2 separate regions of the Homo sapiens genome follow, and region 1 is linked to region 2. A link is a contact called in ENCODE Hi-C data. All regions are on one chromosome and are shown on one strand. Each heading gives the region's core, a stretch centred on a gene start or an enhancer-like site at or near the end of the contact. The rest is flanking DNA. Distances are from core to core; before and after follow the strand shown.

Region 1 (6,953 bases), core at 4,439-6,938, 58 kb before region 2:
CGGGATACCTCTTCACAATAAAGAACACTATGGTTAAAATGATGGAATGAGCACCATATCGAGTTCTCCTCTCCCAGATTCTCATGGAGTGACACATAGACCACGCAGAAAAGGAAACAGTCAATCGTGCTGCAAATCAGGAATGGGTAACAGATAAATGCAACCCATTTGCAGCTGGGGAATTTCTGCCAGCTGTAATGGGAATGGGCAAGGGTATTGAGAGCTATTAAAATGGATACAATCTACCCTCTTTAGAATGAGTACGTAAGTCAGCAGCACTAGGACACTGCAAGTGTGTATTTGCACTGGAGAGGCTCTGAGACTCCTCCTCGGTATCAAGGCAACACCAAGCTCCATAGCAGTTTTCAGCTTTGCTCCTAGATCAAGCAGAAAGCCTAGTCCTGAGGAGGAGAATCTAAAGCTATCATCTATAACACACAGTTAGAAATGTGAGTGTAAAGTTGGGGAGAGAGGTTTGAACTAAAAATAAAAAAATCTCAGCATACAGATGGCATTTATAGCCTTGCAACCAGAAGAGATCACTAGGGATGAATACAGATAAAAGGGAGATGTCATCCAAGGATTGAGGTGTGGGCTGTTCCAACATTAAGAAACAGGAAAAGAAGGAAAAAAGAAATCTGGAGGCAAACAAGACGAAGGAGTGAACCGATAACTCCTAAACTATTTCAACTATTCCAGAGAGGACTCTTGATGAACATGGTAGTAAGAGGCTTTTCTTTTCCCCTCAAGATTTCCCCAATATGACAGTAAATGTATATGAATAAGAATCAATCTATGTACATGCTGAAACCAATCCAAGTGCCATCACTTTGACAAATATTCAAAAAGCGGAAAGTATCTTAGTGTTCTTATCCATGGGTAAGACAAGGCACAGGAAAAACTAAATTGCAGCTTTTGCAATACACACAAGCCAAGCGTGAGGGGAGGGGAGATGTGATTTCACATGTATAAAGTCTCCATGCTCTGAGTCAGCAAATACAGAGACAGGGGTGGGCTGTGGGTTGTCAATCAGGATGGTCGACTAGAAGATTGTGTATAGAGCAGGTGGGCCAAGAGGCCTCATGTCTATCCCTGTAAACTGCTATCTGAATAGATCAATTTGCCTGAGAGGTCGTTGGTGTGGGTTTGAAGGGTCCTAGGTGTGAGGCAATACAGAAAATGGGGAGAATATCATACTCTTTTGGGTAATGGAAGCAGTGAAAGAATAGCAAGTAGCTCTCCCTGGGAGTGAAATACGTCAAAATATTGTATCTCAGAGTACAGTCTTCCATCACTTTGGAACTGTGGGGATTCTGACTCAGGCTGCCTATACTTCCCTATGAGCCACATAATCAGAGCCCAGAGGTAGCCATCCCACGGAAAAGAGGTCACACTGGGTGAATATACCAACAAAACAGCAAAGGGACCCCACTTCTACTACCAATACGAACCAGAGCAACTCTTCATTTGTAATTATGTATGGTGAATAAAAAAAATCATCAAAATAATTTTCGGAAAAAAGGGCACGAAAGAAGAGAGGCAGAAGAAAAAGGAAAAATAAATATCAGGAAGAGAAGCGAATGTAAAAGTTTTGTGATTTTTAAAAATATTTCTTCCATAAAATAGAGGAAATAAGAATTAATGTATATTAAATTTATCTTATCAAATTAAAATAATGGAATACCATTATTTGGCAATGCATAAATACATGATCACATAATTGCAGATATTTTATTTTTGTTTTTTGATGTTTAGAATCAATCTAGTCAAAGCACCTAAATCTTAATTTGTTCCAGAACAAAATGCAAATATTACAGATTCATAGAAATGAACATATAGTTGACAGCGTAGAAATAGGTGTATAGTTGACTGATTGTGAGAGTAGAGAGCAGGGAGAAGTGATGGAGGGAAATTTGGAAGCTCTAATTTTATGTAGCACAATCCAGAATCAGTAGGTAACCTTTATTTAGAAATATTTGTGAAAGTTGTGATAAACAATATAACATTAGAAGTTAACATATCTCAGGAAAAAGAAAGGGAGTTTGAGTCAGAGTGCTGCATATTTTTAAAAAATTGATCAATTCAGAAAGAGAAATGCAAACCTATTTGTTAGAATTGCACTGGTAATCACCAGAAGAACTAACACTATAAATGGGTGAAGTGGTTAGCACTTAGGCTGGGACTAGAGATGAAAAGGAAGAAGGGAACTTTTATTATTTTTTTAATTTTTACCCTCTTGTGAGTTTTTTTAAACAACATTTTTATGTATTACTTTCATAAATAACAATTATTTAAAAATAAACTAACCAAGATTATAGAGAAAAACTCCTGAGTTTTTCCTAATACAATGCTAATACAAATGCTAATGCCAATACAAAACTCTAACAGAGATGAAAATGATAAACTTTTAATTTTATGAACTTAATATTGATGCAAATATATGTAAATTAATTTGGTAGTTAAGTAGAAGATTGATATGATTCGCCCAAAAAGTTTATTCCTAGAAGACAAGGATATCGCTACATTAGGAAATAAATTCATACAATTGAACATATTAACAAATCCATTAGGGAAAAAAGCCACAATCATCTGAATGGACGGAAAAGTCAACATTCTTTTCTGATTGATAAAACCTACAATAAAAGACAAATAGAAGTCTATATTTTTAACATGATAAAAGTAGTTGAAACATATATCACAAAATTTAACTCCTTAATATATAAAGTGCTCTTACAAAGCAACAAGAAAAAGATATACCCAGTAGAAAAATAATAGTAGGAGGCAAATCACCAATCAAGTATCCTCAAAACATTAAACAATGTTCAATTTTATTAGTATTTAAAGAAGTGTAAATATAAGCTATGAAATAACTTTAAGCTATTAGCTATTATATTGGCAATGATTAAAATGCTATACTCAGTATTGGTGAGACTGAAATAAATGGGCTGTCTTATCTGACTAGGAGAGGTACATGTTAATAAAATAATTCAGGAAGGTAATTTTTTAATATATTTAAAAAGTATTAAAAGTGCATTTATCCTTTAATCTAGAAATTTCACTTCTAGGAGTTATAGCTAAAGAAATCACTTAAGATAAATGCTTACAAAATTTAGCAACAGGATGATCCAAACATTACATTTTATAATGGAAAAATAGAAATAAACCAAATGTCTAACAGTAGAATAGTTATGTCAATTACGATAAATCTGTATAATACTATTCAACCATCAAAATTAATGTTGCACATGAATACTTGTTCATGTAGAAGATGTTTAAGATATATTAAGTGATAAAAGCAAGGCTTGAAGTAATGTAGCAGTATGATCTTATTTTTGTTTAAATTATCTATCTATCTCTCTCTATGTATCATCTATCTATCTATTTACCTACCAACCTACTTACCTACCTGTCTATCTGAAAAAGCCTGGAAGAATATTATGATGTTAATGTTAATTACCTCTGGTTGGTGTTTTTTCATTTTTATTATTGTCTATTATGATTATACATATTATTGTATATTATTGCATATTATTTTTCTTTTCAAACATAATATATTACTTTTATAAGAAAATAAGTAAATGTTATTTTAAGGTAAAGTAAGTAGATGTGATCTCTTGTGTAAAGTATGAAAAAGGCTTAATAGGCTTTTTACAAGATAAATCCCATAATTCGATTAGAAAATGAACACAGCAGAAAAATGGGCTGTAGACAATTGCCAAAATAAAAACTGTTAATGACCTAGGAACAAGAAACATTCAACCTGACTAGTAATTTAAAAAATAAAATTAAAAAGAGGTTCTCTTTTTCTATAACCAAAGAGACAAAAGATTTCTAAAAAACAGAAAATTATCTATGAAAGCAAATGTTTAGGGCTATGAGATCTCTTGTACAATGTAGAAGTGGCAGTAATATTTCTGCAGAATATGAAACCACATAACAGAAGTGTTAATATTGTACATGCCATTTGGTCCAGACATTTCCTTTCTCTGAATTTTCATAAAAAGAAATGTGGACATGAACAAATAAGGATGTTAATTACAGCATTTTTTATAATGATAAAAATTGGAAAAAACCTAAATGTTCAAAAATACAAGATTGATTAGCTAAATTACAGTATATGAATAAAATAGAATATTATTCCAAAATTGGGTTTTTAGAAGAATATTTAATGACGTGGAACAGGTTCGTAATATACTGTAAAATGAAAAGAAAGTGTTCTTTTTCTGCTCTACCACGATAGCAGAGAATATGTTTTTGGGTGTCATGTGAAAAATACTCTGGTATCTTACCATGTTTGGTATTTGATCACTAAAAATGACTGCTGGTGCCTTACTGATATCTGTCCTGGCACTTGGTAACAGTGACACTGTGAGTGTCTCTCTTTTGTCTACCTTTTTGAATGTATATGATGATTCTACCATGAAAAAAAATCTTATTTAAAAAAGTAAACAATATTGGTGAATAATGCATCTATACTCCTGTGATTCAGAACATTAGATCGAGCACTTAGGGAATAAGTCAGTGATCTTAACTTGAAAATGTAATTAGAACTCATGAAAAAATAAACATGTCACCTATTAGATGTTATGATTAACTTAAATTGATAATGCTGAAATATACTTTTTTTGCTATTCATTAAAAAGACTTAGGAAGTTAATAGAATAAAATATAGATATAGAGTGTGCTTGAAACGACATGCAAATTACAAATCACTTCCACAGAGTTACTGAGGTTCAGTTATTGCTTCTATCATGTACAGAGGCTCTACAGTATAGTGGTTGAGAATTCGGCCTCTTTTGGTCAAAAAGTAGGCTCTGTTGCTGTGTGCACTCGGGCCAGTTGCACAATCTCTCTGTGACTGTTGGAGGCTGAGCTTGCAGTGAGCCAAGATCGTGCCACTGCACTCCAGCCTGGGCGACAGAGCGAGACTCCGTCTCAAAAACAAAACAAAACAAAGCAAAACTAAAATGTATATAATGATAGTACCAACATTACAGGGATGTTGTGAGGTTTAAGTTCATATATTTAAAGGCCTCAGAATACACATGGTAAGATTTCAATAAATGCTAGCTGATATTATAATTTTTATGATTACTGTTACTCTATTTTCTGTCAGCCTGACTTCTATGTCTGTCTTTTACAACAAAACTTTATCAGCGGAGAAAGCCCGAAGCTGTCTTTGAATTTTGCAGAGCATACATGAACCATCTAAAATAAGCCATGGATATCTATGCTCAAGTTCTAGACTTGCTGGTGGCCCTCTCCAACTTTTCTGCTTTGTTGGCATCTTGACTTTCTGCTTTAGACACACGCTGCAACTTTATTCTTTATTCAGTCATTTGGATTACAGTATCAATTTTGGACTTAGACTCATGATTTTTATCTGAAGCACTTCTTTAGGTCTCAGTCCTAAATGCTGACCTCGCTATTTATGAACCAGAACTGTGACTAAGGACCGCCTTACTGTCGTTGTATCCTACAGAATCTGTTCAGGTCTGAAATGAGAGGAAGGCCAGCTAATAGACAGGGTGGGCAACGGTAGAGGTTGAGTCATTGGCTCTTGGGTTGAAGGGAAGAGGATGTCAGCAGGAGGATTTTAGGAAGTAAAACTAATAGAAAACTGATGATGAAAGAGAGGGCAAAGTCTAGGAAAATTTCTACATTTTTGTCTTGGTTGCCTGGAGACACTATGAATAAGAAATGGCAGGTTTCCCACCAAAGATGTCAAGCTGTTACATGAGGCAGATTTGGGGATTTCAGGCAGAGTTTTCCAGCAGACAGCGAAAATCTACTTTCAAGAATTCACACCATTCCTCCAATGCCCTAACTACCAATTAGTCTGAATTAAGATAAGCTGGTATAGAGTAGACTGTTATTTTCTCTTCCCTGTTCGTTTTCAGGAGAATTTGGGTTCCTGCTATATCAGAAATAAACTCAGATCATGTATGGACTTAGATAAAGATGTATTGTGTGAGGATCCACTGAGAAAAAATCTGAACCCCCAGGAATCTGAGTTCCAGAGCTGCTGCTTTTTTTTTTAAATCATGAAATACAACAAAATCAGTTAATATGTCATGCACAAAGTTGTTAAGCAGAACGATATTAATTCTACAGCCAACTGAATTTGTTTCTAAAAGGAATAAAATGTCAGAATGCACAGAAATATCAGTTTTGAAATAACTCAGAGCCACAAGTGTATCTTGTGAAATCTCATATTATAAATTATGGTTTAAGAGATTTAAATAGACTCTAGTAATAATATTAATAGGTGAGAATGTTGAAATGTGTGGCTTCAAAGGCAAATGCAGGAAAAATAGTAATACTTTGCAAAAGGCATATACATATCAATCTACAATGGTATTTAAAATGTTATTATTTCTGCCAGAGTGTTTATTACATGAATGAAATAAAAGAAAAAAATAGCTTAATAACTAAAAAAGGACAGAAGTCCTGGAAAGAAGAAGAAATAAAGATTAAAGCAATGGAAAAGATACCAATACAATTTTTAAAGGAAAAGGTAAATCAGTAAGATACAAAAACTTGTTTCAAGAAAACTGGAGGAATAAAATAAGCAGACTTAATTCATGACAAATGCACAGAAAGGAAAAAAGGAGGGGCACAGGACAGAAAAGGGAACTCAGAGTTACAGGCTTGCTGATTTGCTGTTTCATTCCTTAGAAACCCTCTATCAATAAAATGTAACCACAACTCTGCAGAATACAAACAAATATAAAATTATGCATTAAATGCAAGAAAGATTTAATAAAACACTAAGACTCGTCTTTGGGGGGAGACAGAATGAGTGGCTTTTCCTTCTTTTTAGTTTTCTGTACTTCACCTAAGTGTCTTACATGACGATTAAGCTACTTTCACAATGGACAGGAATTAACTCAATTAAAAAATGAAGCTCTGAATCCCATTTCATATTAAAATTTAATACAGCAGAGCTTTAC
Region 2 (6,698 bases), core at 3,509-6,008:
TCCCTTTGAACCAATGCTGCTGCTGCTGTTCAGACCTTCATGACTTTTTGAGACACCTGGAAGAGCCTCCTGACAGCTTGCCGCACTTCTCAACCTCCTAACACCTCAGCATCTGTTAATTTGCTAGAGGATATATCTATTGCACTTATTTCTTCTAAATCATTAAATGACTTCTCATCAATGAAATAATATACTAAACCTATGCAGGCTCTTCATAACCTGGCTAGAGCCCATGTTTCAACTTTTGTTTCCACTTTCCACCTCCCTGCTGTCTCTCTCGTGGTCTAGCCTTGACCACTGATTTGCTGTTTTTTGAACAGGTTTGAAAGGTTTGACTTCAACCTAGTCATCTCATATCCACATCTTCTGCTCCAATGATACCTCTTTTCCAAGGATTCCCTGACATCCTGCCTCTCTTGTTCTGCTGTTGTATTTTGTGTATGCTTCTGCAATAGAATACAGCCAGTGCCATAATATACGTGACTGACTGACTTCCTTCTAGATGCAGAGTCCCTGGAAGGCAGGACCCATTTTTAAATTAACTTTTCATCTCTTACTCTACCCAACACAATGGGCGTCATCTAGAGTATTTGATAAATGCATGTAAAAGTGCTTTATAAACAGCAAAGTGCTATGTAAATAGTAATTCTTATTACTATTTATATTATATGATTATACTATTACTTATTATGTGATATTATTATTATTTGTTAAATTGAGTTGAATTTACTTTTAGAAGACTTTTCATTTTCTGGGAGAAATAATTTCCCACCTGTGGAAATGCTAGAATAACTGATATGGTGTCTGAAGACATGGTAGGCAGAGATATCACTGGGGGGAGAAAGGAGAGGGAACCTTAATTTTGAAGTCTTCCTTTTCCTTCATAGGCAGTCCCAGAGGGCCAGCCTTGTCCAGTGCTCCTTATCATTTATCTGTGGTTTTTATTCACCTCATATTACAAATCACAGACATTACTGGAAAGTTCCCCATCAGGGAAGATCAAAGAGGTGGCACTGTAATAAGAAACAGCAGGCTGTGGGGAGTTGGCCCTAGGCACAAGCTCTATCCGTGCTTGCCTTACATGTCAGGCCAAGCACCTCTCTCCTGACCCTTGAGCCCTAGGCACGCTATGAATCTAATATGCCTGGCATTTCCTGATACAGGGATTATTTCCATCTCTAGGAATTCTATAAATGTTCTCAGAAGCCTTTGGGACATTTACATTTTAAAAATAAACCTTTAGAACTCAACACAAACATCCTAGAAATCCGTGTGTCAGCCTTTTTCTTGAAAACACCTGTAAGACCTGCTGTGGCTTGCTGAAGCAGGGAAGGGAAAGACCACAGGGATCATGCTCACAGGTAAAAATGCCCGCAAGAAATAGCCATGCAGAAATTGGCATGACCATGTTGAATGTCTGCCAACTTTCTCCATGAGAGACTTGGAAAGTTTGATCAACCAAAAGAGAGAACGAGGAGTGGGGAAAAGGAAAGGAAATTAAAGAAAAGGAAAAGAGGGAGGGAGGGAAGGGAAGAGGGAGGGAGGGAAGGAGGGAGGAATGAAGGAGGGAATAAGGGAAGGAAGGAAAGAAGGAAGGAAAAAAGGGAGCGAGGGAGGGAAGGAGGGAGGGAGGAAAGAGAAATGGAGAAAAGGAAAAAAGATAAGAAAAACAAGAAGGAAGGAAGAAGTGAGTTCCTGGAAGCTGTTACCTACCACTTGGGTAGGTATTGAGGATTTAGTTTTCCAGGCAGCAAATCTGCCAAAATCCATATCTAGGTCACCTCCGGAGTATCCCCATGGGGGAGGAAATAGCCCAAATGCAACTGAAATAAGAGATAAAAGAAAAGGGAGATTTTCTCCAATGCTCGATATTGTAGAATAGTATCAACTCTCCCCTCTCCTGGAACAACGCAAATGTGAAGGGGCATCCTACCTGCTATGCTGATGGTGGCTGCAGCCTTGGCAGTACTGAACTTCTCCCCATGCTTATTGGTAGCTATGCATGTGTAGAGTCCTGGCTTGGTGATAAACAGCTGCAGTCTTGAGTCAATCACTCGGTCTTTCACACTCTCTTGAATGGACCCAGAAGAAACCTGACAGAGTAAAGGAAAATAAAAGAACTCAGTCAAGGATTTCCCACTATACTATGTCAGTAGATTTGAAGGGAAAAGCATTAAGATTATAATCAAGTGCATGTGGTACACTGCAAACATAGCCAAAAGATTTTCCCTCCCTGTGTCCATGCCCTTGCAATGTGACTTTGTAGCTCTTCCCTCAAGAAGTAGCATTTTCCTCCATAATTTGAATCTAGATTAGCCTTGTGATGTGTTTTGGAATGAATGAGCAGAAACTAACGTTCTTGCACATTGTGGCTTGCTTTCTTGTTTATGGAACCTGGGACTGCCTATAAACAAGCAAGAGCCAGCATGGTAGAAGATGAAACACACCTGGCCCGTTTATCCCCTCTGCCCCAGGTGGGAACCAACAACAACCATCCAAGGTACGCATAAGGCTATTCTGAACCAACTACCACCTTTTCAATCTGCCGATCACAGGAACTTGACCAGCCAAGATCAGGCAGTCCTGCCCAGCAGCAAAACCAAATCAGCAAAACCACCCAGTTGAACCACAGACTTGTGAGCACTAATAGTTATTGGTTTAAGTCACTAAGCTTTGGGCTGATTTGTGATACAACCATAGATAACCAATACAAGGCATGAATTATATACGGTGTGGATCCTCTGATATATGTCTTCAGTGTCCTACAGATGACAGTTAAGTATGAGAGGTTGCAGACTTAAGGACTTATTTTCATAACTCCTGTTCAGTTCCCCATAAATGCATGTCAGATAGGTGGATGGTTGTCAGGAAAAATGGTTGTGAAGCCAAGTCTGTCTCTGAGGCATGACATACATAATACATACATAATACCTCAAGGTCACCGAAAACATCCTTAGTAGGAAACAGAAGCAGTTTTTAAACTGCCTGACCTCTCTTCTCCTGGACTTCATCCAGGTGTTGAAATAGTTCAACACGTCAGGAAGTTCATGCAGGAGGTACTACTTAAACCAGAAAATCAAATGTCCTTAAAGAGCCAAGATATCAATGCAATATTGACACACAATTAACAGCTTAATTTATACAAATGCATATATATTAGTCAACATTACTCCAACTCTGTAGGAAAGATAGCTGCCCAGCACATTTTACAAGGTTGCATAGTTAGAATTTGCATCCTAGCGTGTCTGACACCAAAGCCTATGCTTTTAATCATTATGTTACAGTGCCTTCCCTAGTCCTAGAAGAGAGAACAAATGAGCAGTCATTAGAAAACAAGAGTAACAACTACCTTAACAAATCAACCAACCATGAACAAAATACATATCTGACAAATGTCATTGTTAAGGTGGTGGCATTTTTTTTAAATGGTGGTTCTTTTTTCACTGTTTTCTTGAGCACAATACCACCTTTTCAATAACTAATCTTTAATTAACGCTGCTTATATCAGGGAAACATGATGCCAATTGAGGGAAACTGGAGTGAAATGACAGTTAAGGAATCAGCTGGTGTTATGCTTTGACTTTATCTTAAAGGAGTGGAGGTACGTCCCATGTTGGCCTGAGCTTGGCTGCTTGGCTGAAAGAGATTCCTGTGTCCAGTATTAGGGAATGAGGCTGAGAATGAGACATTTTGGAGCCAATTATTTTATTGTGTTGCATGAGAAAGGATTTTCACAGTTTGACTAGCCAGGAAGAAGAAAGCTCTGAGGTAAGGCCAGCTTTCTTCCTAGCTGCCAGGTGGCTGGCTATCCCTGGCACCAAGCACTGTGTAGCAATCATGCAGTGAACGTTTGTCCAACTAGCTTTTTATTCTTTACCTTCAGTACTAGTCTCAATTCTTATGATAAAAACTGGCTTATGTGAGTATCAATTTACCTTCACTGGGAATCTTTCCAGGTCAGATCAAGTATTGTGGCATTTTCCCCAGATGAGCAACCTAGACTCTATAAGAAATTTACAAAGTGAAGAGAAAAATGTTTTTAAGAGACATGCACTCAGTTGGGAATTCAAACTAAACTCATCATTATCATATTTATCAGAAGTGCAATGTCTCATTGTATGAGTATCCCAGTTAGATCAAGGGGACTGAAAATATTTGGACTCCCTTGAATTTTAATACAAAGCAACAATAAGAAAAAAAGCTAAAGACCCCAAGCCTCTATGCTCAATCAACAGACTTTATGTTATTTTGTATTTTATATTTTGTTTATATATCTCTTTCCAGTTTAGATAAGCAAAAGCAGAACAGTTTGCAAAATCCTTTGGAAAGACAGTTCCCTCCTGCAAGAAGTAGGAATGTGCAATGCCTTAGAGACAACTTTGAAGCAAGGAATCTCCCCAAATGTTGCCCTAAGTCCCACTGTTTTCATGTTCACACCTAAGAAAGTCATTCTTAAACACCTCCTCAAGGTCACTGAAAACATCCTTAGTAGGAAAGAGAAGCAATTTTTAAACTGCCTGACGTCTCTTCTCCTGGACTTCATCCAGGTGTTGAAATAGTTCAGCAAAGAGACCAACACTTTAGGAGGTTCATGCTTGAGTACAAAGTGACTCCTGAATGCTTTTCCCCCTGCTTCCAGAGGCCTTGCTTGATTCAGTTTGTGACTCACGCACAGCAGGCCCCATTAGTCATAGTTTGAATTTGTTTTTCTTTCTTCATGGATGGTTCTGATCAACAGTTTAGTATTTTTGATGATCTGAAAATAAAAACAAATCCCTCTGCCCTCCATTTTGATATTTTTTCGCACCTCAGGTTTCAAAGATCAAAGGGGTGGGTCCAGATTAGTACTGTGAGCTTTTACCAAGGTATGCCTAAGCAAAACAGATTACTTAATTGAGGTGACTACGTCTGGTAGTTACAGGAAATGCATGATTTTCTCCAAGTCACTCAGGTATATGGACCTGAGGGAGCTGGAGACACAGCTCCCTGCTCTGGGTGTGATGTTCTGTCTTTCTAAGTTAGCTGTAACTATGTGAGGAGATGGACTTGTTAATTTGCTTGACTATAGTAATCATTTCACTGTATATGTTTATCTAAACATCATGTTTTGTACCTTAAATGTATACAATAAAGATCACAATAAAACTTTTTTTTCTAAAAAGAGGCAGTAGGATAGGAAGCTCTATTAAATAGGCATAATAATTCATGCCTGACATAATGTGTGTAAAAACTCTTTGAAGGTGATTGAGCAGTTATAGACCTGTGGAGTACTTCTTAATGTATCATTAATACATTACTAATGCGGTCTTGAGAGAATCCACCCCCAGCTATGGATAATCCGATAATTTTATGATTTGACCTTAGCTAGGGAAGACCTCTGAAAGGTATTCTGGCCTCAATGGCCCTGTCTTGCAGATAGTTCCAGCTGGCTGGAAATATCCTGTGGAACTGTTAGAATATGGCCCAGGGCCGGGTGCAGTGGCTCATGCCTGTAATCCCAGCGCTTTGGAAGACCAAGGCAGGCAGATCACGAGGTTAGGAGATCAAGACCATCCTGGCTCACATGGTGAAACCCTGTCTCTACTAAGAATACAAAAAGTTAGCTGGGCTTGATGGCACCCACCTGTAGTCCCAGCTACTCCAGAGGCTGAGGCAGGAGCATTGCTTGAACCCAGGAGGTGGAGGTTGCAGTGAGCTGAGATCGCGCCACTGCACTCCAGCCTCATGACAGAGCAAGACTCCATCTTGGGGAAAAAAATAAAAAAAAAAAAAAGGATGTTGCCCAGTAGGGTTCATGTTTATGCAGTTGTAATAATGTCTGTTTATGAATCATAGAAAAAGGGATAATAAACCAAGAGACATTTCCATAGTTTTTCTGATTAATGTAGCCACAAATATTAATTAGCCTCTTTCAAACTGGCTGCTGAATTATTCCACATAAGACTTGTTACATGTAATTATTTTGGTTTACACAGCTAGTAAGATAAAAGGACTTCACAGGTCATATATTTTAAAGCAAAACTACTGCCTCTTAAAAATATGTCTAAATATAGATATGCCTCCCTTTAAGAAAATTCTAAAAGACAACCTTCAACCTAGGTGATTTGGCTGTTTATTTTATAAAATTCTTCTAACAAGTTAAAATTATTCAACTTCTACAATATTTTAGAAATTATATTTATTGGACAAAGCAAGAGGGACATGAAATTTTTCTATATTTTTTAGTTGCATGCCAAAATAACAGAGATATTACTGGTATAACTATAAATAAATCTGGTTATAAAAATACAAATAATTTTCTTTTTAAAAAGTAAGCTCTGCTCTTTCCATGCCAAACTACTATTTCCAAGATTGTAAAACAAAAGGAATGTTACTATTCACTCTGAACTTCATCTGTGAATTCAGATTTCCACAAAAAATGCTTGGTATTTCCATAGGAGGAAAGCAAGATAGTTTCTAATCACTTTGGGACACGTTGCTGGACTTTCTCCTGCTCTTTGGCTCTAACTGTTAAGGGTTTTGGTTCACTGGCAGGTTCACAGCAGGGGAGAAAGGGAGCACTCACTTCTTTCAGAGTACCCATTGTACTGAGCAGCGTGCTATGGCATTAGTTTACTAACTCGTAGTGAGTGAAGAGCCACAGTTCAAACTCTGTTTCATTCTGTGCCAAATATCTCCCAGCTCTGCGTTCGTCTTTG

The links. Hi-C counts contacts between places; a loop is a spot of excess contacts on that map. Pooled maps may share reads with other maps.
Region 1: a map of IMR-90 shows a loop between it and region 2 (9-fold over the local background). The contact joins two enhancer-like sites. A Hi-C loop is called at or near these places in 5 of 168 maps with a recorded cell type or tissue (IMR-90, PC-3, endothelial cell of umbilical vein and 2 more) and 1 of 50 pooled maps.

The regions. Positions count from the first base shown.
Region 1 is chr9:110,801,311-110,808,263 of GRCh38, reverse strand. MUSK (muscle associated receptor tyrosine kinase) reads right to left here. Exons shown (of 15, transcript NM_005592.4): 15 at 1,706-6,953. Among named protein-coding and RNA genes, the nearest start is that of MUSK, 140 kb to the right of the region's middle. Within about 2 kb of position 5,688, at least 2 of the 41 ENCODE cell types and tissues checked have a DNase peak (open chromatin) inside an H3K27ac peak, as active enhancers do.
Region 2 is chr9:110,743,036-110,749,733 of GRCh38, reverse strand. It overlaps MUSK (muscle associated receptor tyrosine kinase), which reads right to left. Exons shown (of 15, transcript NM_005592.4): 7 at 1,934-2,093. Among named protein-coding and RNA genes, the nearest start is that of MUSK, 78 kb to the right of the region's middle. Within about 2 kb of position 4,758, at least 6 of the 41 ENCODE cell types and tissues checked have a DNase peak (open chromatin) inside an H3K27ac peak, as active enhancers do.